2 separate regions of the Homo sapiens genome follow, and region 1 is linked to region 2. Evidence: chromatin loops called from intact Hi-C (ENCODE). Cell type or tissue: CD4-positive, alpha-beta T cell. All regions are shown on one strand. Each heading gives the region's core, and the rest is flanking DNA. Links, peaks and the distances in the headings are about the cores only. Region 1 has its middle 98 kb from the start of RYBP. Region 2 has its middle 100 kb from the start of LINC00870.

Evidence for each region. A loop is a pair of places that touch in the nucleus more often than their neighbours do. Peaks named below come from ENCODE experiments on the same cell type or tissue, not always from the same donor. Only the 100,000 strongest peaks of a DNase experiment are listed, where the experiment ranks them.
Region 1: it touches region 2 in a loop (1.9-fold over the local background); 2 of 110 quality-filtered maps call a loop at or near these places.

Annotation. Positions count from the first base shown.
Region 1 is chr3:72,342,105-72,354,685 of GRCh38, reverse strand. No RefSeq gene overlaps it. Among named protein-coding and RNA genes, the nearest start is that of RYBP, 98 kb to the left of the region's middle. In CD4-positive, alpha-beta T cell, for the core only: no CTCF peak of the experiment used is centred there; a DNase peak (open chromatin) is centred at 6,505.
Region 2 is chr3:72,248,008-72,260,588 of GRCh38, reverse strand. No RefSeq gene overlaps it. Among named protein-coding and RNA genes, the nearest start is that of LINC00870, 100 kb to the right of the region's middle. In CD4-positive, alpha-beta T cell, for the core only: no CTCF peak of the experiment used is centred there; no DNase peak of the experiment used is centred there.

The sequences.
Region 1 (12,581 bases), core at 5,046-7,545, 96 kb before region 2:
TTCCTTGAGGCTAAAGAATGCCATGTGGTATGCATTATCCGCCAAGTAATAGGCCATTTACCTTCCCCAAAGCTGGGAGCAAGCAGACCTAATTGGTGTAGCTGCTGGAATATTGTATGTCTCCCATTGGGGTCCCAGAACTTGAGACCCTCTTACTTTTGCAACCAGGACAACATGCTGAAAAGATGGTGGTCTTTTTTCTAAATGGAAAAAGCAACAAAACCACATTTTAGATGGTTATGGGTGTTTTGAAGTGGTTTCTGGTTAATCCCAGCTCCATGGAGCCATCTGAGAGGTTTGCTATATCTGGGGTCTGCTAGCATGAGGAAGCGATTTTGCTAAGCCAGCCTGTGTCTGCATTCCCAAATATGGAGTTCAAGGACTCATCTTGGAGAAACTGAAACAGAAGCTTCCAACAAAGGGTTCTTGAAGTCGGTTTGTAATTAACCTTTCTGTGTAATGTGAGATTTCTCAACTAAATAAAGGGTAGAAAAATAGATTCAATTTTAATAATTAACAGATACTTGATTACAGGAGTTCCAATGTGCCTCGCAGAGTATTGGTTGCCATATGCTGGGGGTATTAGTCCACAGCCACATATAAACTGATCTGACCTATCTATCTTTTAAATTTCGGTTTCTTCTCTATGTGACAAGCAGGCTGGGCCTCGTCCGGCTCTGTGACAGGCAGGAGTGCAGCTTCTGGAGCCCGGAGCATGAACACCACAGCGAGGCCCAGGCTGCAGTCCCTGCCCTCATTTAATCTGTGACCTCACGGACTCGTCTCCAAACCATAATTGAATTCCCATTTGATCTGTTTGACCTCAGCCTCCCACAGTGCCAATTCCCTGGTGGACAGGGTGTGCTCTGAGAACTCTCCAGGCTGCAGGGGTTGCCACCTGCGCCCTCTCGGGCAGAACGTGGCCTCCAGACAAATCTTATTTGGCCTAGCCAGGGTTGAAAAACGCTTTTGAACGTGGATGCCTTTGGATGCTGTATTTGTTCCCTGGGGCTGCCGTAACAAAGTACCACAAACTGGGTGGAGTAAACAACTGAAATTGTCTCGTGCTTCTGGAGGCTGGAAGTCTGAGATCAAGGCATGGGCAGACTTGGTTTCTTCTGAGGGCTGTAGGGGATGGATCTATTCTGTGCCTCTCTCCTTGGCTTGTAGATGGCCATCTTCTCCCTGTATCTTCACACTGTCTTCCTTCTGTACACGTCTGTGCTTGAATTTCCCTTTTTTATAAGGACATTAGTCACACTGGATCGGGGCCCACTGTAATGACCTCACGTTAACTTGATTATCCCTGTAAAGTCCCCATCTTCAAATAAGGTTGCATTCTGAGATACCAGGGGTTAGGACTTCAGCATGTGAATTTTGGGGGGGTGTAATTCAGTCCATAACAGATGCCATGGCACTTCGTTTTGCCATGGTACCATCCATTTGTGAGTATCTTACACCGGCGCTTCTCCTCTCACTTGTTTACATGCCCTCCTGGCTCCTGTATATCTTTTTTGGGGGATGGAGTCTCACTCACTCTGTCGCCAGGCTGCAATTTCTGCTCACTGCAACCTCTGCGTCCTGGGTTCAAGCAATTCTCCTTCCTCAGCCTCCCAAGTAGCTGGAACTACAGGCGTGCACCACCAAGCCCGGCTAATTATTGTATTTTTAGTAGACATGGGGTTTCACTATGTTGGCCAGTCTGGCCTCAAGTGATCCACCTGCCTCAAACTCCTGGGCTCAAGTGATCCGCCCGCCTTGGCCTCCCAAAATGCTGGGATTACAGGTGTGAGCCACCATGTCTGGCCTCCTGTGTGCTTTTGGATGGTGACTCCTCCCTTGTTAGTTTATAGTTCATTCATTCATTTGTTCAATCATTCATCCTCATAAGATTGTTGAAAAAAATGAAATAATTTATTTCCATGTTAGCTTAATATCTGGCATATATAGGTATTCAGCAGCATTTATTTATTTATTCATTTACCCATATTTATCAAGCAAACATCCACCAAATGCCAGGAATGCAGCAAAGCCAGACAAGGTCACTCCCCCGATGGAGTGTATAGTGAGGTAGGGGAGAGACTCGATCCAGTGTTCACAGTGTAAATGTATGAACCAACTGTGATAAGTGCTCTGAGCTGCAAGGGGCAGCGGGAGGCCAGGCCATATGGAGCCTGCAGCCCGTGGGAAGGCATCTGAGCTTCTTTGGAATGTATCAGATGGTCAAACTGATAACTTATCAGCAAAGGGTGACACTCTCAGGGTAGCACTGGGGCAATCAGGTTGGAAGTGGGCAAGAAGGGATTCTGGAGATCTCAGGGAGGCTGCTGCAGGTGCCCCAAGAGAGAGATGGGAGCTTGGTCTCGAAGGGAGTGGAGAAGATGGAGAGGGGTGGATGGCTTTGAGAAATTAGGGGTAGATTGGCAGGACGTGCAGATGGGAGGGAGGTGCCAGGGATGGACAGGCTTACAGATGTGGCTGGGCGGTGTGGCTTCTCACTGAGAGAAGCAAGAGGATCCAGTTTATAGGTACATGTTGAATCTGAGGAGTCTGAACTTGATAAAACATGGAGCGTCACTGTCAATCATCTACTCCTTCATTCGACAATCATTTATGGGGCACTTGGACATGGGCAAGAGTGGTGTTAGATGTCAGGAATACTGCAGGAAGCAATGCAAACTGCCTTATGCGATGGACATTCTAACGAGGAGACAGACAGTAAATAAGTAAGCAAATAGATAAGACTATTACAGAGTATGATAAGAAAATAACGCCAGGTGAGGGGCTAAGGAGTGATTGGGGGTAAAAAGGGTGGGCTAATTAAGTTGGGGTGGACAAGAAAGGCTACTGTGAAGGGCTGCCATTTGAGCGGAAGCGTGAATGGTGAGAAAGAGCTGGATATGGAAGAGATAGGGGACAGTCATCTCAGGTAGGGGGCATAGCATGTGCAAAGGCCCAGAGGCAGGAACGGCTCAAAATGGGGTTGGTGTGAGAATCAGGGACCAGAATGTGCGCGTACTTACAGGCTAAAGTAAGGCATTCACACCTTTCCCCAGGTCCATTTAAGAAGGAAAGCCATGTAAGAAAGGCCTTAAGCCAGGGAGTGACAGCGTCTGCTTTCCTCGTTACAAAGATCAGCTCGATTTTGAGAAAAGACAAGATGGAATTTTAGGGACCTTGCCCATACCTTTCTCTTTTTGCTTAACTTGGTTCGAATTGAGTTTTTGTCTCTTGCACCCCAAGAGTTTTGATGAGCACATTTGGGAAGAAAAACCTTTCTGGTGGGACGTGTGTCAAGATCCAAGATTCACAGAAAGTCAGAGCTGGGTGGGGCCTCCGGGATGGGCTAGGTCAGGAGTATCGTGACTGCTCCCTACGGAGACTGAGGGGCGCCAAGACCCAGGCCTCTTTTGTCTGGAACAGCTGCTCTTTCATTGGTTTTGCACACACAGAGACCTGCGAGCGCTTTCATCAGTGCTTTCCTTGACTGACAATGTCTGGAAACCACTGAGACAAGTTTATGCCACTGCTTTATACATGGGGAAACTGGGGCTCAGGGAGATTAGGCCACACGGCCGGGAAGAGGTCAGACGTGGCTGTGCCACTCCTAACTCAGTGCCCTTGGCAGTGGAGAAGGCTGCCTGCCTCCAAGGCTGGAACTGGGCAGTTTGCTGTGAGGGCAGAAGGTTCTTCCTTTCTTTCCTGGATGTGGCCAGAGAGGGGCCTGAAGGAGCTGCAGCTTTGTGATCCACCTCTTCCAGGACATGCGGGGAGCCACGGGGCCAATTCACAGGCTGGGACAGATCATGCATAAATAGAAGAAGGCAGGCCCTGGAGCTGAGCTGCCTTCTGGGGTTCCGCACATGATTGTCACTTACCCAGCCTCCTCTGAGGACTCAGGACCTCAGAGTCCTCGGGACAATGGACCATGCACTGTGGCCCAAAATAGGGTTTCGGGCACAAGCTTTGGAAGTAGAGCTGGGTTCAAGTCCCAGATCTTCCCCACATCTAGCTGTGGACACATTATTTACATTCTCTGAGTGGCAGTTTCCTCGGCTGAGAGAGAACGCATAGCAGCCTCCCAGCAATGTGGTGAGAACTAAATGAAGCACTTAGCACATCAAGCACTGAGCATGGTGCTTGGTACCTGGTCAGCGCCCAATACGTGGCTGTTCTTCTATTATAATAATTTAAGAATGATCACTATTTTCGTTCCAAGTTCCACACTGCACAGTAGGGGACAGGAGGCTGAGGAAGGCAGAGCCTGAAGGAGTCTGAACTGGGCGCTGGTTTGTCAATTGGCATGAAAATCCCACCTCATAGTAAATTTCCGATGGAAACGAAGCGTGAGAGTTCAGTGTTTTCCCACTTAATGGAATTGTGACTTTTCTTCTAGCCACGGTTCTTTGTCCTGAGTAAAGTTGTAGCAAAGGCTGTCACTGTTCGCACTTCTTTGTTTTATTTTTACTTGTGTGAAGAGCAATCAAAATAAATAAATCGGCTGTGTGATTTCAAGTAACTAAAACAGAAGCCAAAAATTGAGGGAGAAAAAAACCCCAACAAACCAAAACAAAACCAATCAAAATTTGCTTCTTCAGTGGCCCAAATGCCTCTTCTGAGTTTAGGCACCCGGGGGTTTGTCTGCTCCGGAGAACAGACACACCAATTGCATGGTGTTCCCAAGGCTTAGAGGAGCAGACTGAACAGTCAAATGCATTTTTGCTCTTCCAGCAATTTCAAAAACAAATAATTATAAACCTAACATTTTTTGAACTATTTATCATGTGCCAGGTGCTATAAATGTGTGTTTTACATGCATTCTGTCCATTAGTTCCTCCAAAAGCTAAGGATTAGTATCATTCCCTTTTACAGGTGAAGAAACTAAGGCTGAAAGAGGGCAATTAACTTGCTTATGGCCACGCAGCTGGTAAAGATCCCGGGAGACTCAGGATGCAGGGTAGGGCAGATTGCTCCAGAAAAGATGCTGAAATTCCTTCTGGAGACTCTGCTGGGTGGGGGTTGAAATATGGTGGTTGAGCCCTTCTGTGTTCCTAGGGCATCTTGGGAAGAATATAGAGTGGCCACGGCTCAGAGGACCCACTTCCTGACAGACTGTTTACTTCCAAGAGTAGTGGCCTCCCTCAATGGAAGAACCCCTAGACTTTCAAAGTGTGTTAGTCAGATTTTGCACTGTGATATGCTGCATGACAAGCACCCCCACAAAATCTCAGGGGCTCACAACCAACACTCTTTCTTTGTCTTGCTCTTGGGTCTGTGGGTCATCTGGGGGTAGATCTGCTCTAGGCTTTGGGTTAGGATCAGGAATGTTCCATGTGCTTCATTCTGGAATCAGAGGTTTCACAGAGGATGTCTTATGGGGAATGGCAGAAGTACAAAAGACCCAGCCAAACCAGCAAGCACATTTAAAACCTCTGCTCACCTCACATTCACTTACATTCTGTTGGCCAAAAGAAGCCAAGCATTCCATCACTGTACAAAGCAGATGCACAACCCACTTCCTCTGCAGTCCCATCTCCACACAATGGCAGCTTACTGCAAGACCACCTTGCCTTAAAAACTTTTGCCTCTTCTTTCCATGAGAATGAGGTTGGAAATTTTCCCAAAACAAAACAAAACAAAAAAAAGAAAAAAAGAAAAAAACTTTACTAAAGACTAAAGGGAGAAACACAGAGAGGCTGTAGGGGATGTCCACCAGTTCTGCTTGTGAAGCCTCCATTCAGCTGGTAATTCCCAATCTCCTCTTAGAGAATCACCTCTCCTCATTCTCGGTCCCTGTGATTTGAGGGTGAGAGGTTACTGCCCTGGCCTGCCAACGTCAGGGGTGGACACCTGATCCATTCCTGGCCAATGGAAATACTGCTGCAAATCCTTGTCCATATGACTGTCTCTGGGCTGGTCATCTCACCCAAACTGGGCCAGTGACTTATACTAGGGCTATTAGAACAGGGATTCACATTTCTGGTGAGTCTGTGAAGCTTCTAGTATATAAGCTGGGAGCCTCTGGTAGCCATATTTGGTACCTCTCATACCATAAAGTGAAGCTCACACAGAGGCAAACAGGGCCAAAGGATGAGGCAACATTGAGAGAACATTGAGCATCTGGATCCAGCTGTGCCTGAAAGCCCTAAACTACAACAAATTTCTTTTTGGGGTAGGGGTTGGGGATAAGCCAGTTTGAATTGGATATTTGTCCCTTGCAACCAAACAACACCTTACTAATTCAGAAATAGAGGCAAAGGTAAGTAAGATGGTTGAGATCAGACTTGGGTTCAAATCCTGGCCCTGCCACTTAGAGCTGTGTGCCCTTGAGGAGTCTTGATCTCCGCATCTGTCAAATGGGAATAGTCATGCTGCCTTTGAGGTGGTTGTGAGGGTAAACCATATAAAACGGGTTGTCTGGGTCTGGTGAATGGCTGATGCGTATGCTAACTCGAGGATTCAGAAGCAGGCTTCCTGTCTGCCCTGGGCGAAAGTCCAGCCTCACAGTTTCTTTGCCCACAGATCCCACAAGTCACGCGACCTCCCCTTCCTGTTGCTCACAGGAGGCCGGGGTTGGCACGGGCTCCGAGCTCTGGCAGGCTGCGCCTTCTCTCCCAGAACGTCCCTCTCGCCAGCTCTCGCCTTCTCTCCAGGCCACCTCTGGGCCCAGCAGCTCTGTACCTTGGAATGCGGCTGTGCTCGCCCTGCAGACCGGCCCCGCCCTGCCCCTGGCGGAGGAGCTTTTCCCCTTCACAGAACTGCAGGCCCTTAGTGGCAGGAGACCGGGGGCCCTAGAGACTCCTTCAGCTTTCTTGGAGGGAAATCTCAGGTTCCCAGGGCACAGAGCAGCAAGTGGCACGCCCAGAATTCAAACCCTGGCCTTTGCCTCCATGCTGCTTCTGCCCTCAACTCCCTCCCTGGGAGCACTGCCCCACGTGGGGGTCACAATCAGGGGACATACCAACCAAGGAAATTTTTTTTTTTTTGGAGACAGGGTCTTGCTCTGTTGCCAGGCTGGAGTGCAGTGGCATGAACATGGCTCACTGCAGCCTTGACCTCCTAGGTTCAAGTGACCCTCCCACCTTGACCTCCCAAAGTGCTGGGATTACAGGCATGAGCCATCATGACTGGCCCCAAGGAATATTTTTAATCTTCATAGCTATAGACAAGTCAGCAGCTATTCCCAGCCCCTTCTGCACGAGAATGCAAGCTCCACAAGGACGGGGTTTTTTTGTCTGCTTCATCCCTACTGTGTTTCCAGAGCCTTAAATACTGCCCCATTCACAGTCAGTGCTTCATAAATGTTTCGTTGACAGAATAAGAGGATGGAGTGAATGAATGCATGCGGTGCTGCTTCTCCCTCTGATAAGTGACATAAAGTTCTATTTGTAAATATTTTATATGGCTTTTTTTTTTGACATAGAGTCTCGCTCTGTTGCTCAGGCTGGAGTGTAGTGGCGCGACCTTGGCTCACTGCAACCTCAGCCTCCTGGGTTCAAGTGATTCTCGTGCCTCAGCCTCCTGAGTAGCAGGGATTACACTCAACAAATATTCATAGCCCCCACACCAGGCTAATTTTTTTAATTTTAGTAGAGGCTGCGTTTCACTATGTTGGCCAGGCTGGTCTCAAACTCCTGGCCTCAAGTGATCCGCTCATCTCGGCCTCCTAAAATGCTGGGATTACAGACATGAACCATGGCTCCCAGCCTGTAAATACATTTGAGTAAGAAAAAGTTAAGTCAGTTAGAAGGCAAATGCTAAGGGAAGAGCAGCAGGGTGGTGAGTGGAAGTAGAAACAGCAGTCAGGTGGGGCCGGGATGCTGGGATTTAGGCAATGTCGGGTGACTCAGCTCTGCTGTTCCTTCCAGCAGAAAATTCTGTGGTTCTCAGAAGCATGCTCTTCATGGGCTGAAGCAAGAGGTGAGTTCGCTCTTCCCCTGTGTATTCGTTTCCTGTAGCTGTCATAACAAATTAACTACAAACTGGTGGCTTACAACAACAGAAAAGTATTCTTTTACAGTTCTGGAGGCCGGAAGTCTGACCAAGTTGTCAGCAGGGCCACGCTCCCTTCGAAGGCGCTGGGGGAGAATGCTTCCCAGCCTCTTCCAGATTCTGGCTCCAGGCTTTCCATGGCTGTGGCCCCATCACTCCAATATATCTGCCTCTGTTTTCACATGGCCTTCTCCTCTGTGTTGGTATCTTCACCTCTTCCCTTTCTTAAAAGGATGCTTGTCATTGGATTTAAGACCCACACAGGTAATCTAAGATGATCTCATCTTGAGATCCTTAATTTAATTACATCTGCAAATACCTTTTTTCAAATGTAATCAGGTCACATTCACAGGCTTCAGGGGTTAGGACTTACACATGTCTTTTTGGTGGCCACCGTTCAACCCACTATACCTGGATCTGGTCCCTATTCGGCACCAATCCCTGTTCTGCAGTGCTGCCCTCTCCAGGGAAGCCTCGCTATGTCCTGAGGCCCCTTGGGGGATGAGGACTGGGGGCATCTTTGACGGGGCCCGGGTGTGGAGCAGCAAGAGTCTTTCTGGGGAAGCGGCTTGCTCCCAGGCAGCCATTGTGGGGGCCTGTTTGCTCTGGTCATCCATTTCTGAAGAAGGAGGAAAGGGGCTGAACTGGGAGGATTTGGTCCTCAGGGAATTTGTTGAGGGCGGAGGCCTGCTTATCCACCTCTTTGGAGTTATCTAGTTCCTCCGTAGACTTTGATGAATATTGCTTTCTGAATGCAGTGCGGGGAAGAAAGAGAGGAGAGGAGGGTCTGCATCAGGCATGTGACTTGGGAGTCCCATAGCCTGGATGCCAGTGCTGCATTCACTTGGCAGATATTCATAGATCACCTACTATGTGATAGAGCAGCAGGAACACAGCGCCAGGAGCTTGCAGCCCAGAGAGATTAGACAGATAAAACAATGACAAAAACTGTGATCACTGCTAGAAAGGAAATAGACTGGGTGTGGGGATGGAGAGTGTCAGGCAAAGCCTCTCAGAGGAAGTGGTATTTGAGCTGAGACCTAGAGCTGGAGGAAAAGCATTCCAGACAGAGGGAGCAGCATGCACAAAGGCCCTGAGGTTAGAAAGAGCCCAGCTCATAAATGGAAAAATGTCCAGTGCTGGAATGTACTCAGTGGGGGTGAGAGTGGGAGAGGTACTGAATCCTACTGGCCTCCTGGGCTGTGGGAAGGAATTTGGATTTTATTCAAAAGATTTTAAACACGTTGTGCCATGACTTGAGTCAGCATTTTTAAAGATCCCTTTGGGGACCGGCAGAGAATAAATTCTAGGGCAGTGGTCAGAAACCTTTCTCTCTAAAGGTGCAGATGGAAAATATTTTTGGCTTTTGGCCGGGCACTGTGGATCATGCCTGTAATACCCGCACTTTGGGAGGCCAAGGCGGGTGGATCACTTGAGCTCACGAGTTTGAGACTAGCCTGGGCAACCTGCATTTTTTGTCTCTAAAAAAATACAAAAATAAGCCAGACGTGGTGGTGAGTGCCTGTAGTCCCAGCTGCTCAGGAGGCTAAGGTGGGAGGATGGCTTGAGCCTTGGAAGCGAAGGTTGCAGTGAGCTGAGATCATGCCACTGCACTCCAGCCTGAGTGATAGAGCCAGACCTTGTCTCAATTAAAAAAGAAAGAAAGAAAATATTTTTGGCTTTGGGGGCCATATAGTCTCTGCGGTAACTACTCTGCTGTTGTAGCCCCAAAGCAGCCAGAGGTAATACATGAGCAACCAGGCATGGCTGTGTGCCAATAAAACTTTATAAAAACAGGCAGTGGCTGGCCTGGCCTGCGGGGCTGTGCTTTGCTGACCTCTGTTGTAAAGTGGAAATGAGAAGAGTCTTGTGGTCCAGGGCAAGTGACTTAACTCTGTGCCTCAGTTTTCTCATCTGTAGAACAGGCACATCTTACCTCATAGAGATGTTGTGAAATTTCTGAGTGTTAATAGAAATAAAGTTCTGAGCGCGGAGCCCTGGCCCGTAGTAGGTGGTCGACTCTCAGTGGCCATAACAACACTAGTGGCTGCACTAATTATTATTACATCCAGCTGGGATGATCATCACAATTATAAAGCAAAGACTTGGAGTGAGTATAGTTCACCAATGCTGGTCATTGTAGTACTTCAGTGGTGGGTTGGAATGTCTGTGTATGGAGTTGAATGAATCCTACAGTGACATGAATTAGAGCTTCCTCCTTGGGTGTGCCAACATATCTTCCTCAAATCTTGCTCAAAGGCAAGATTTGTCCTGAAACTTTATTCTTCAATGTAGCGTCTGCCACATCCTGTCTGCCAGCCCAAGTGGCCCTCCTGTCATCCTGTCCCCCTTTGGGGAATATCTTTCCAGCTGCAGCAGCTGCCCTAGGCTGTTCCTCTGGGTTGCATATGAGGTTTAATTAATCTTTGTTTACACCTTCTTCTTGCTTTTTTTCCTCTCCCAACACGGGGGGGTTTCAAGACTTCTCTTTCCAGTAACTTGGTAGGAAGGAAACTATAGAGAAGGATAAGGTTCAGTTTTTCTCAAAAATCTCACCTGGGGAAGGAAGAGGTAGGTACAGAAGAGAGACGTGGGTGGGGAAAATGTGGGTAGGTGTATGGGGGAGTCTAAGAGACCACATTTGTCTACATGTTCTGGCTGATTTAGAGGGCACAGCTCAGGCTGAAAGGCAGGAAGGGTAACCTGGGGCCTTTTCCTCACCTCTGTGTCCTCAGGGTCACTGTTATGTTCCCTGACCTCTGAGACCAGGTGCATCAGGGGAGGTGGGAGAGGCCTAGTCCTAAGGCATTTCTGGGTGGGACCGATCACAAAACCAAGAGGGACAGAGGCAAGAGGGATGGGCACAGAAGCAGGGAATGAGGCTAGGACTTTCGAGTAGAAAAATGGGGGTTCCTAAAGTTCACTGTCTCCTAAGCCTGCTCTCCCAGAGCAAAGACCTCCATGGTACAGTTTGGGAAGAAGGGGAACCTTGTTCAGAATTCTGTGTTCTTCCAGTTGAATATCCCACGGTTGGGTAAACGTTGTGAGTCTAGGAACTGCTACAAAATAGAAACAGACAGATAAGATAGATAGATGGGTGGGTGGATGGATGGATGGATGGGCAGAAGAATGGATAGACAGACAGAGAGATAGAAGATGGATGGATGGATGGCTAGACATATGATAGATGAATAGGTGAATAGATACATATAGAGCAGATCTTCTCTGTGCAATCAAGTGAGAGTCATTCATCATTTATTAACAAAGATTTCATGAGCACCAACTATGTGCCAACTATGTGTCTAGTACTGATTAGACAATGCCAAGTGAAACAGGTGGGCTCTCTGCTCTCGCAGTGCCCTCAGTCTCTTGTAAAATCTAATGCTCTGGGCCAAGAGAAACTATTACGATTTCTCTCAGTGTTATTTCTTAGTGTGAGTCACAGAGGAGCCCACATCCTCCACCAGGAGAAGGCAGAGGGAAGGGCCTGAAGGCCTGGTACCCACATAAGTAAATTTTAAGAGGCTGACAGGCGTCATTGAGCCAAACCATTAAGGCTTTGGAGTCAGGCCTACCTGGGTTCAAATCCCTGGTTTTGCCACTTTATAATTTGTGACCTTGGACAAGTCACATCCCCTCTCTGAGTTTCAGTAGCCCCATTTGTTCACTCATTATTTATTTTGAGTTCTTGCTAGATACTAGATACTGATTTAGGTGCTGAGGAGGCTGTAGTCAACAAGATAGATAAAGTCCCAGTCTTTCTGCAGTTTATAATATACCTGTGGGGAGACAGAAAATAAATAAAAACATCAATTTCTAATACACCAGTTCGTGATGAGTGGATGGAGAAAAGTCAAGCATGGGGCGAGGGGTTTCATATGAGCAGCTCCCTGACGGAGGCGAAGAAATGAGCCATGTGTATGTCTCGGGGAAAAGCATTTCGGGTGGAGGGAACAGCACACACAAAGGCCCTGAGGCAGGGGGCACTTTGCAGATGTGATTAAGCTCAGGATCTTGAGAAGAGACGATCGTCCAGGGGGGATCACGAAGGTCCTTCTAAGAAGGAGGCAGGAGACTGGAGGGACAGAAGGCAATGTGACAAGGGAAGCAAGAGGTTGGAGGGATCCGAGGAAGGGACCATGAGCCTGGGAACACAGGCAGCCTCCAGAAGTTGGAAGAGACAAAGGGGATGGTTTCTCCCCTGAGGCCTTCAGAAGGAAGACCTTCGGAATGCAGACCTGCTGTCACGCTGATGCTAGACTTCAGACCTCCATAACTCTAAGAGAATCAATCTGTTTTAAGCCATCGAGTTTGTGGCAACTTGTTCCAGCAGCAATAGGAAACTAGTCCAAGAATGCCTTTCTTCTTTTGTGAAACAGGACCGTGAGAGTCCCTGACTGAGGCCCTGTAGAATTAGGGGACAGGAAGCCTGGCAGCTCTGCCTGAGGAGGGAGAGCTGGCTTGGAGATGGCCTGAGAACCAGGCTACCCCTGGGAGTCCAGCTCCAGCCCCTCTGGCAGGTCCGAGGTACCCCTGGAGGCTCCACTCTCTCCTGCCTCCAGGCCTCTGCACAGGCCCTCCCTTCTGCC
Region 2 (12,581 bases), core at 6,682-9,181:
TGGGGACTTAGATCAAGCCTGTTAAACACAAATCCTTGATACAAAAAGACCAGAAAGGAAGAAGCAGTTCTGTCTCATGTATGAGAGTCTCACTTTCATGGTCTCATGTCATCAGTGACACAACACACACCTATTTCACCCAAATGGGGAAAAGGGGAAAGGGAAAGCAGCTCGCCCAAAACTAACTGAAGCTGGTTCCAAGGACACCTCCCTGGCTGGCCCTGTCCTGCCCGCAATACTTTCCTCTCTCTCACAGGCGCTCATGTCATTGGGAACTTACTCCTTGGAATTTCCACCTCACCAGGGAGCCTCTGTATCCTCACTTTACTGAGAAGGAAACTCAGATGCAGAGAGGTTAAGTGACTCACCCAAGGCCATAGACTCATAAGTGGCATCTTCAGAAGGAAAACCCAGGTCTTCTGATGTCAAAGCTTGTCTTCTTAACCAGTTGTGTCTAGCTCTGGTTTGCTCAGGAGAACCCAGAACAGCATGCGAGAAGCCCCTCTCAATGGGGGTGTGAGCTTTGGGCTTTTTCTGGCCTGAACGAAAGTTCACTTTGCACTCCAAAGACTCAACAAAAATCAAAGTAACCGTGGTAGAGAATAGTCATTAAGAGCACTTGGGGTCAGGCAGACCACACTGAGTTCTTAACACCCTTTGAGCCTGGACATTCTCACCTCTATAATGGAGCCGTACCTCTCTTAGGTTGTATTTTCCTCAGAAGCTGATCCTGGGACAAGGATTCCAGTACAAGTAGTTTATTTGGAAGGTGACCCCAGGAAACACTAGAAGGGGCATGGGGAAGTGAGATGGGGAGGAGAAGGTAGCCAATACTAGGCGTATTATCAAGCAAGTCACCACAATGGGTGACTGGAGCTTAACGCCCTTGGGTACACTGGGCGCCCCTGAAGTTCCCACAGTGAGTTATCCCACTCAAAGAGCAGAGGAGCTGGGATATTGATCTTGCATCACCCATTGGCTGAGGGCTGCTCTGGGGTGATATTAATTCCTGGGGGACTGCTGGCCTGCTAGGTGAGGCAGCAGAGCCAGTGAGAAGAAAGCCTTTGGCAAAACAGCGCAGGTGTTGGCAGGTGAAGTCGGGCCAGAGTGCACCGTGTTTAAGGAGCCAGGCGCTGCTAGCGTCTCAGATGCCTGCCCCATAGAGTTGCTGTGAGGGGGCCATAAAATAATGCCAGGCACCTCATAAGCGCTCGCTACACCAGGCCCTTAGATTACTCTTATTATTATTGCCATTACCATTCCTGTGACTGCTACCAACTCAGGGCACACTGAGCAGCCAATTTGGTGCTTGCCATGTGTCTCCCGCTGATGATTTTTGACATCAGAGTCTTTTGCTTTAGCCAAACGTTGTATTTCCCCTAGGGACCATCCACTGGGCAGAAAGCTCTGAGCTCCTGGCCCATGGGATGAGAATTCTAGCCAGGTGTGTTTCCCAAGCACAGGAAAGAATTTGCCTGGTGGGAGGAAATCGGGCCTGGCCGTGTTCATGGGCCGGGCTCGGTTTTCTCCAACTCTTTAGAGAGAAGAGAAAAGCACCACCCCCTCCCTTCAGAAGCCAGGGCAGCCTCCAGCTGGCAGCCGGTGCCCACGTGCACAGCCAGGACCTGCGTGCAGCTGCCCCCTCCTTGGGCTGCCTGCCCTCCTGTTGTTTCCCCAAGGGCCCCCATAGAGCAAGGCCCTCTCTGGGAGCTGCCAGAGGGTGGGTTGCTTCCTCCAAGCCCTCCTCCCTTCCTGTGTACCTTCTGCTACTTCCTCTTCCCACCCCACACCCCCCACCTTCCTATTTCTTTGTCATCCTTTCTTCTCTGGGCTCCTTGGGGAGGGGTGGGGTTTTGGTCAGGATTATTCCCACATCTCCCCTCAGAACGACTGGCTGGGTTTGCAGTGTGTTGAGGGGGGCTTTTCCCTCCTCCTTCCTTTGGGTCTGTTCCCTCTTGTGTTTGCTTTGATCTCCAACGGATGCCGACAAGTGGACGGGCCCACCCACTGATCTCTTTCAGTGTGGCTGAAAAGAAGTGTTTTCATGTTCTTAGGGCTCGTTGCTCTTGCTGCCTGTGGAAGGGAGCGATGCTGGCTGGCGATGGAGCTGCTGGAACCCTGCAGATGGAAAGAGCTGGCAGTGCTGGCTGGGTTGTTATGAGGGGGCTGATGGTGGGCGTGTGGGTTTGCTGCGGACCGAGGGTTGGAGACAGGCAGGGTGCTGGGGTGGGATGGCAGCTGGTGAAATTGGACAGATCCCTGAGAAAATGTAGCAGGCTCTCTCAGGAGGGATTTCCAGGAGCTGCTGTCTGGAAGCTTCCCAAATACCTGCCATTCAGGAGGAGATGCAAATGAGGAAACAGGCCAGTGGAGCACTTGGGTTCAAGTTCTGAGTATGTTACTACCTGACTATGAGGCCTTGAGTAAATAAATGAATAAATAAATAAAACACCCAGTCCTTCTGTGCCAGCACTTTCTGAGTCCTCAATTGGATAAGTGGACACCCCTTCCACTTAGTTTGGGAGTTCATGGTATCAGCTCTTGCTGCATAAAAAGAACCCCCCAAACTTAGTGGCTTGTAACAACCACCATTTATTTAGCTCATGATGCTGTGTGTAACTCAGCGTTTGAGCTGGGTTCTGCTGGGTGGTTCTTCAGCATTGACTAGGCTCACTCATCCATCTGTGGTTAACTGCCGGGGCTGCTAAGGGCTGGCTGGTCCAGGCTGACCCAGCTGAGACAGTGTCTGTGTTCCATGAGCTTTTCATCCTTTAACAGGCTACCCCAGGGAGTCTCTGGACTCCAGGACAGAAGGACACAAAACCTTTTCAGACCTAGACCTAGGCCTGTCATGGTGCCACTGCTGCATCATTCTGTAGGTCAAAGCAAGTTACAAGGCCAGCCCAGACTCAAGGAGTGGAGAAACAAATTTCACCTTTTGATGGGAAAAGCAACAAAGTCACATTGAAAAGTCTGACTGCAGATACAGAGGGTGGAATAGTTTTGGCCATTTTTGCAAACAATCTGCTACACTTGTGAAATAATAGGCTCAAAATCACTTGGAAGAGCAGAAAGTCTTTACTGCAAAGAAAGATGCGAAGGGCAGAAAATCAGCTTAATCCCACAATCCCAAGGAACGCATTGAGAATGTATTTGTCTGTGTAATCCAGTCATTTCTCAGGCTCATGTAATGGTGTTTTGGGTGGAGTAGGAACCAGAATTTGAACGACCAGATGAACAGAATTAGATGAGAATCCTTTTTCTGGTTGTCTATTTGCAGCCTCTAAGAAGTGAAGTCTCCTGACTCATCCACATTTGAGTTTGGACATATGCTACTGGGACTAATGAATTTAGATAGCTTGGATGGTGGTCCAGTTTCGGGGACCCCCATGATGGGGGATGGTGTCTTTCGTGGTAAACAAGATATCTGACAGCATAAACAGCACAGGGAGGAGCTCTGGGTACTGTATAATGAATACAAGAAACTACCCTACCTCACAGTGGCATATGTGTTTTCTGGAAAGTCACAGCTGTCAACTGAAGGGGAGACATCTCTAAACTCAAATGCTTCAGGGGCTTAAGCAGCTTTGCTGTGTGACCCCTCTAAGTGAGTGTGATGCGGAGAGCATGTCATTCATTTCTTCCAGTTGATGATAGGACTTGCTGGCCACCGGGAGCTGGTGCCAGGAGAGATTTGGGTTTCTGGAGGATGGTGGATTTTCATCTCCAGCAGCACCAGCAAGGAAACAGCAGTTTCAGTGCAAAGAGCTGCGAAATCCCAGCCTTCCTAGCCTCATGGCACCTGGGTCTCTTTCACAGATACACGCAAGCAGTGTTGGAGCCGGAACTGGCCTCTAGAAATGTCGACCAGTTGTCATCCTCACCAGCAGACTACCGGAGTGTTTATTTCTCTTCTGCTTTCGCCAGCTCTGGACATTCTCACTAAAAAATAAAACAACAAATCCTGCATGGCTTTAAGAAGTCTCTTTATACATATGCATACATAGAAGCCGAAGGGTCCCGAAGCCATTCTGATTGGGCAACAATTTGGAAGACAAATGATGACAGCCACATTATGGGGCATGGCCAACCGACTGCCATCCTGCTTGAGAGGGTCCAGCAAGCTGCACACATTTGAATGTTCACTCGGGAGAGCGCTCCTCTCTTCCTCTTCAATTACCCAGCATGGTTACATGGTGCTTTTCACTCACCAAGCCCTGGAGGTTAATTACTCCACACGGTGCCTTTTACCAGCAGGAGGTGTGCCTTGGCAGTCCTCAGCCCTGCACGTGGCCTGCCCAGATGGGTGGCACATCCCGCCCTCGCTGGCTGCTGGGTTTCAGTTTGTTTTTGTTTATGTTGGCTCTGTTTCAACAGAGCCTACAGATGTGGTCAAACTGGAAAGGGGGTGGGGGACTAGAAGCAAAGGGGGGAAATAAAGGCGCCAATCATTTCTGATATCATCTGATCTGAGCAGAACTTTTTGAAGGGGGCAGTGAGAAAAGCCAGGCTTGGTCTGGGCCTCTGCTGCTTTCTATTTTCGGTCTCGTCTCCATCCCACCCAGAGAGTGGGAAGCCCAGGCACTGGGGCTCACCTTAAAGAGCCCGCGCAGAGCTTGCTCGAAGCAGCTCTGATTTCCAGGCCACAGGCAGGAACGGCTTGGCTCATTGGCCTCTTCTCCTCTTGGGGCTCCATGGGACTGGCTTAGTCCTAATGAGAGCTGGCAGACAGAGAGGAAGCAGGGTTGACAGAGAGCTGACTGCCCCTCCCCAGGCAGACTTTTCACCTGGCAGGTAAAAACCATCCCAATTAGCTGCCACAGCAAGGCTGAGCCTGGAGCTCACAGCCCATCCTGTCACCTGCCTTCCCTGGTGGCGGAAGCAGAAGCAAGACTGGGGGGCATGGTGGGTGGGTGGGGGGCTGTAGGCTGTGGGTGTGTGGGAGGACCCAGTTCCCGGAAGAGGCTGCACTTTCTCTGGGGTTTCCACAAAGCCCAGGAGATCTCTTCTGGGACAAACCCTTGCCCCAGCAGGCTTGGGGAGGGGCAATGAAAGAGTTAAGGCCCTCACTTCTTCACCCACCTCCCTGCTCCCCTATGACTGTTCCAGTGGCCCCCCCTTCCTTGTGGGGCTCCTGCGGCTTCCACAGGGAGCCAGGCAGGGCCCTGCCCTTGGCTACATCTGCCAAATGCAAATAGTTGCTAAAGTTATTTAGTGTGTCCTCACGGCTCCTTTTTGTCACTGGTGTTCCCTAGGCAACTGCTGCTGGAATGCAGTCAACTTCTAGAGGTTCTTCACAGGCAGGAATAGAAAATGGCTCTTGCTCACTTCTTGTTTGGGGGCTTCTCTGAGTGGATCCTTACATTGGGAACTAGAGTCCTTGTTTTTCTTATTTGAAAAGAGGACAGCGAGAGAAAGCTGACCAAACTGCCCTCTAGAAGTGGAGGAGGTGGAAATTCAGGGTCCCTTTGCTACTTTCGCTGGATGGAGGTGACCAGGGCTACAGAGAATGGCCTTCAACATGTTTATTTCCTTCTGCCAAGACCTTCCCACAGGAGCGACCTTCCCATAGAGCAAGAGAGGTTTCTCTCTTCTTTCTAAAGATTATACAGATCAGTCAACTTTATCTTAAAGCTATATTTCTCATATAAGCAAAACATTTCTTATAAAAAGTTGGAAAATACAGATAAAGTATAAAAAAGGGAAAAATCTCTATACACATTTCCCATAATCCCATCATCCACAGATGATCACTATTAACATTTTGATTACATGCTTATATTTGTATAGACGTCTTATACAAATTACCCCCAAACCCAATGGTTTTACAGCGGTTCTCAAACATTTTTGGTCTCAGGACACTTTTACACTTGTAAAGTCATTAAGGACCTCAAAGAACTTTTGCTAGGTCAGCTATATCTATCAATATTTACTGTATAGGAAATTAAAGCTGAGATAATTTTAGAATGAAGAATGCACACACATGTATTCTATTAACTGTCACAGCAATAATGTTATTACACATCATATAACCTATGGGAAAGTCCACTGTACACTCTTGAGAGTGAACAAGGCAAATAACATGTTAGTAGTATTAGCAAAAGAGTTTGGACTTTGCAGATCCTCTACTAGGGCCTCAGGGACTCCCCAGGAGTTCCCAGATCCCAGACCATGCTTTGAGAACTGCTGATTTTAAAACATTTAGAATTTGCTATTGCTTATGAGACCTCTGGTCAGCTGGAGGGCTCTTCTGATCTTGACTGAGCTCATTGGTGTATCTATAATCAAGTGTGACAGGTGAGTGGCTCTGCTGAACTTGGTGACTCCCTTATGTATTTGAGGGTTAGCTGGTTAGAGTCAGATCGAAGATGGCCTCAGTTGAGACTGCTAAGCTCTCCTCCATGGGGTCTCTCATCCTCCAGTAGGCTAGGCTGGGTTTGTGCACATGTCAATGTCAAGATTTTGAGAGCTGGAACAAGAGCAAGAGTGAGAAGGCAAGGTGGGTGGGGAGGGGGAAGAGAGAGAGTCTGAGAGAGAGAGAGAGAGAGAGAGAGAGAGTGCAGGAGTGCTCATGGCTTCTTGAGGTCTAAAGACAGGAGCACTGACTGTCAATTTCTCTATATTCTATTGACCAAAGTGACTCGCATGGCCAGGAGGTGCAAAATAGACTCTACCTCTTTTTGGGAATTGTGGCAAAGTCACATTATAAGGGGCATGGATAAGGGGAAGGGAATAATTGTGGCTATTTTTGCAGTCTACCACATACCTTATGTTTGCTTAATGGCTGCATTATTTTCCACTGAATGGACATGCTATAATTTATTCAGTCCTGATTGCTGGACATCAAGGTTGATTTTAATTTTCTCCTAATATGAATGAGGCTAGAATGAGCATTCTTGTGCATGAATTCCTAGAAGGGAAATTGTAGCAATAAAAGGTATGAGCTCTGTTAAGGTTCTCCATCCATTCTGCCAAATCTCTCTCCAGAGAGCCCGCACCAGTTTATGTTCTCACCAGCAAAGGAGGAGGAGACTGCCTGTTGAGAGACTGATTTCTGCAAGTGTGTGTGTGTGAAATCAATCACTTGTTAAAAACTGTTCTTTATGCCAAGTGTAGACAAGGCCTGTGGTCCTCAGTAATTAATTCTGCGGAGTGAAGAGCTACTCTTCAGCCTCCTTCACAGAAATGGCCACAGCTTGAAGAGACTGCTGGGGAGGAGGCTTGTTGGTAGACTGCTGGTTCTGAGTCCATCTATGGGCATCACTTTCCTTTCTAGACCCTCACTGGTCTTAAATAGTTATTTGTTAGAGATTCAAGATGCATCTCTTCCCAAGAGAACAAGAACTATCTTTTTTTTCTTAAAAAATAAAAAAAGGTAATCAAGAGTGCTAGAAATAGGGGACTGAGCTCAGGAATGGAGTCCTTAGCCCTTGGTGAAACAGTTTGACCTTGGTTGTGTGATGGTGAGGCTCTGTGTATGGGCCAGTTGACTGAGGGCAGAATCCACAAATCTGAAGTTATCCCTGTGTGCCTTACCCACTGATATGGTTTGGCTGTGTTCCCACCCAAATCTCATCTTGAATTGTAGCTCCCACAATCCCCATGTGTCATGGGAGGGACCTGGTGAGAGGTAATTGAATCACAGCGGGGGTCTTTCCCGTGCTGTTCTTATGTTAGTGAATAAGTCACATGAGATCTGATGGCTTTATAAGGGGGAGTTTCCCTACACAAACTCTCCTACCCGCCGCCTTGTAAGACATGACTTTGCTCCTTGTTTGCCTTCTGCCATGACTGTGAAGCCTCCCCAGCCATATGGAACTGTGAGTCAATTAAATCTCTTTCTTTTATAAATTACCCAGTCTCTGGTATCATCATTAGCAATGTGAGAACAGACTAATACACCCATTCTTCCCACCTTTTCACCCCATGATTCCTAGTGTCCACAAGTCAACAAACTGCTTAGTCCACGTGGCCCTGTATGTTGTTTTGCTTTATTTCTTACCATGCCCTGTATATCTTCTTGGCCCTACGGTGCTTCAAGCCCCTGCTCACTAGTTTCCAGAATAAACCCTGTTGAATCATTTTCACCTGGCACCTCTGCTTCTGCTGTTCCCTCAGGCAGAATTCCTATTCCAACCCTCTCTTTTTTCCATTCTTCATCTAGCTAATTAATAAGCATCCTTCAAAACCCAGCCAAAGGAACTCCAAACGTTCACCTGTGAGGGTGTGTTGAGACTCCCAGTCCCTGAATTGACTCATCTAGTAACAGCAGCTCTGGAGGAGATGTGGGAGCCCTGGTTCTTGCTTTATCCTAGCTGTGTGACATTTAGCAAGGCAAGTGATCTCTCTGTGCTCCAGTTTTTCTCTTCTCTAACATGAAAATGACCTTAGACTCATGTTTCATTTCCAGTTATTGCATTAATAGAAGTATGTGACATTATAATTGCTACAAATGCAAAACAAGTGTTTTTTTGTTTTTTTTTTTTAAAGTCCTACCTTATGTTCCCTTGAAAAGCAGAGGATAAGACAAGGGCTTGCATGCAGATAATTTCTTTTGAAGAAGTGATTTTTGGGAAAAGGTGTTGGGGGCTAGGGGAGAGGGCAACAGGGATTGCAGTCCAATTTAGGTGCATTAATGAATCCGACACCAATGTGGGCATGGGTCCCTCTGAGGAGCAGTGGAGAATGCACCTCAGCATGCTCTACTCAAGACATAGAAGACGGAAATATTTTTCCCTACACAGGTTAAATTTGCTCCTGCGGTTTGTACCCAAAGTGTTGCTGGGGTGGGGCAGCAAATGGCCAAGCAGGTCTCTAGGGCACCTACGCTGCAGCAGAGAAGCCCTAAAGAAAGCAAGAAACACTTTGTGTGGATGAAGTGAAGCACTCTTGGGTTGCCACAGCTCTGGCAGAAGTGGGCTGTAAGAGTGTGAGATGGTGCATAAAAGACGTCGGGCCCAACGCTGAAGTCTACATTTGTCATCCCTGAATCCTGACCTCTAAGCACCGTGCCTGGCTTGGAGCAGGCATTAATCCACATGGTAAATGTGGAATGGAGGGAAAAGTTCCTGTTGTATTTGTTCATGGCTCTCAGCCACTGGTTACAGTGGGGAGATGTTTATCTTCTACCTTTTCTTATTCTATGGTGCTCATGTCTCTTTGGGGACTGGAAGGAGAAAGTGCTCTGCTTATGGAATGAGGTTGGTCAGGCTGACCTCAGTGAGGAGGTTGGGTTAGGTGAGGGCTTTTTCAGTTGTATACTCCAGGCACCTTGTGGAAAAAGCTGCAGTGTTGGGTAGGGTGACCTGGGTGGATCAGGAAACATTTCTTCTTCCTTTCCCATCTCCCATCCTTCCTTTGTTCCTTGTGCTCCATTTACTCTGAACCTAATACCTGAGAATCATCTGAAATAGCAGCAACCAGCCTTTGCAAAGCATGGCATTTGGCAAAATGTATTCTATGGAATTCCAGTTCTGTTCTCCTTCTCATCAACCAGAGCGGTTCCACTTTTGCCTCTTTTATATCCTGAGATTGCATGTATTTATCAGTTGGGAATTGGGTGCAAGCAACAGAAACCAACTTCTTTAACTAAAAAGAAAAGAAATCTATTGAAAGTGTTATGCAAACCAGAGGTCTATGGCCAAAGAAGTTTGGGAAACAGGGAGTTGAGCAAAGTCCATAGGTCTATCTGTTGGGGGACTTCTCAGGATCTTTAGTCTGCTAATAAAAATCTCCAAGAGAGAAATATCTTTTGCAAAGTTTTCCAAATTCATTACCTCAATCCCAAGACGTGCTGATTGTAAGATGCAGCCACACTTTAATAATAGCCTTCCAGGGTTCAAACCAAAAAGGAACACTATCACATCAGGTGTGCAAATTGATTTTAAGAAGCAACCTGATTTCATAACTTTGTTTATTTGTTTTAAGGCAACATATGCAGAATACTTACCATGTGCCAGACACTATTTTAAGAGCTTTTATATAAAATGACTGACTTAATCCTGTCTTTTGAGGTGGATGTGGGGCCAAGAGGGGCCTGAGAATGCACTTCTCAGATCTCTTACTGCAAGAGCATAATTGACCAAGGGCCCTGGTTGCTGCATTCTAAATCCACCTCCACACTGGGCAGGGGCCTTGCTTTCACAGGCTGCTCTCAGTCAATAACTGAGCACATCAGGAATACTGATGTAGGTCCCTTCCAGGGAGACGCAGGGCTCCTTTGATGGTTGACTTTGACTCAAAAATTCCTCAAAACTTTGCCAAAAGTTTCTTAGAACTGCACTGCAATATAAGGCTATTTCTACCCAATCTTTCTTCCTTCCCTTTCCTTTTTTGTAGGAATTAGGTCTACATAGAGGTTTCACAACTTTTCCAGCCTCCTCCTGCTTCTCCCCATACTCTTTCACAGGTGTTTCCCCAAACAAATTTCTTGCACATCTAATCTCATCTTGAACTAACACAGTTGGATCTTTTATTTCATTTCCAGTTTACAGATGGAAAGTTGAGGACCAGAATGGTTAAGTACCTTGCCCAAGATCAGATGGCTAGTAAGTGGCAGAGCTGTTAATCAAACCAAGGTAGTCAGATTTCAGAGGACTTGTTTTTATTCACTTCATGACACAACCTTGCATTTACTATTAATACGTGAAAAAGGAAGAAAGTGCATCTTCGGATCTAGAAAATTAGAGATTTTATTAAGGGACTCGTTGTTTTTAAAACTTTTATCTTAGGCTCAGGTATACATGTGCAGGTTTGTAATATAGGTAAACTCGTGTCACAGAGGTTTGATGTACAGATTATTTCATCACCCAGGTACTAAGCCAATAGTTATTTTTTCTGATTCTCCCCTTCCTCCCACCCTCCACCCTCAAGTAGGCTCCAGTGTCTGTTGTTCCCCTCTTTGTGCTCATTGATTCTCATCATTTTGCTCCCACTTATAAGTGAGAACATGCAGTATTTGGTTTTCTGTTCCTGCGTTAGTATTGCTAAGGATAATGGCCTCCAGCTCCATCCATGTCACGATCTAATTCCTTTTTATGGTTGCATTGTATTCCATAGTGTATATATACCACATTTTCTTTATCCAATCTGTCATTGATGGGCATTTAGGTTGATTCCATGTCTTTTCTATTGGGAATAGTACTGCCATGAACATATGCGTGCACATATCTTTATGATGGAGTGATTTATATTCCTTTGGGTATATATCCAGCAAAGGGATTACTGGGTTGAATGGTAGTCCTGTTTTTAGGTCTTTGTGGAATTGCCACACTACTTTCTACAATGGTTGAAGTAATTGACACTCCCACCAACAGTGTATAAGCATTCCCTTTTCTCCATAAGCTCACCAATCTGTTATTTTTGACTTTTTAAAAGTAGCCATTCTTACCGGTGTGAGGTGGTACCTCATTATGGTTTTGATTTGCATTTCTCTAATGATCAGTGATATTGAGCTTTTTCTCATATGCTTGTTGGTCTCATTGATAAGAACAGATGTCACACTTGATCTTAGCCAAAAAGCTGCGAAGCAATGGGACTCATTTTTTTTTACAGAGCATCTTGTCGGTGCAGGATGCTGGGAGCTATGCCTTGGGAAATGCTGGCAGAGTACTTTGAGATGTGTATCTGTCATTATGACCTGAGGGGGTCATGGTACCAGTATGCCTACATAGGCCAGAGGACTGGAAGAGCAGAGATGGGGAATGGGTCTGATGCCATGAAGGAGCCCTCCAAGGCTGTCTGTCCTGCTGTTGCTGTTTATAGTGACCTGGGAGAAGTAAAGGAGAGACCACTTTATTCCCTTGATCTCTGCATGGCCCCTGAGCTTCACTGTGGTATCTCCTTGTCTCCCATATTCTGGCAAGGCAGCTACCATGGTGTGGTAGAAAGGCCGTGGCTCTGGGAATAGAACACCATCAGTAAGCAGTGCTGAGATCTTGGCAAATCAGCAGACTTCTCTTGCTTCTCTTTCCTCACCTCTACAAAGAGGATGGGATGAGACCAAGGGTTTCACATTAAGCTCTTTGAGGCCTTGGTGGCACTCTGGAGATAACAGGGAGGCTATTGTTAGGGGTATGATTCAAGGGAGGAGCTCTTGCTCACTCTTCCCCATTTCAATAGAGTATCTCTATTTTTATCCATTTTAAATATTAGGGTTCTGTGAGTATCAGTAAGCATTACTGGTTGCTAGCTGTAGAAACAGACTTCCCTACCCAGAGAAGGAAACTAATTAAAAGGACGGTAGAGGTAGAGAGAGTTATTCAAAGATTAAATAAGATGCTGGAGGGCCAGGCTTGGGGTTGGAGGAAACAATGCCAAGAGAGTTCTGAAAAGCTGGATTGGGAACCCCAGCAGGTGGGCATGCTGCCATCATGCAGGCTGCCTTCCAGCCAGACCATTAGCCTTGGCTTTCTTGTTAAGACTGAATCTAGGGAGAAGGCTTTCAGTGGGCTGAGCCTGCCTCTGGGGCAGGAAGAGAAGCCATGACCTCTTGGACTTCCAAAGTGGGCAGTGGTCACCCAAAAATCTTTCCAACCAAGACCTCACAAAGAGTCATGAGGTGTTTTTCTAAGAAGTAAGCC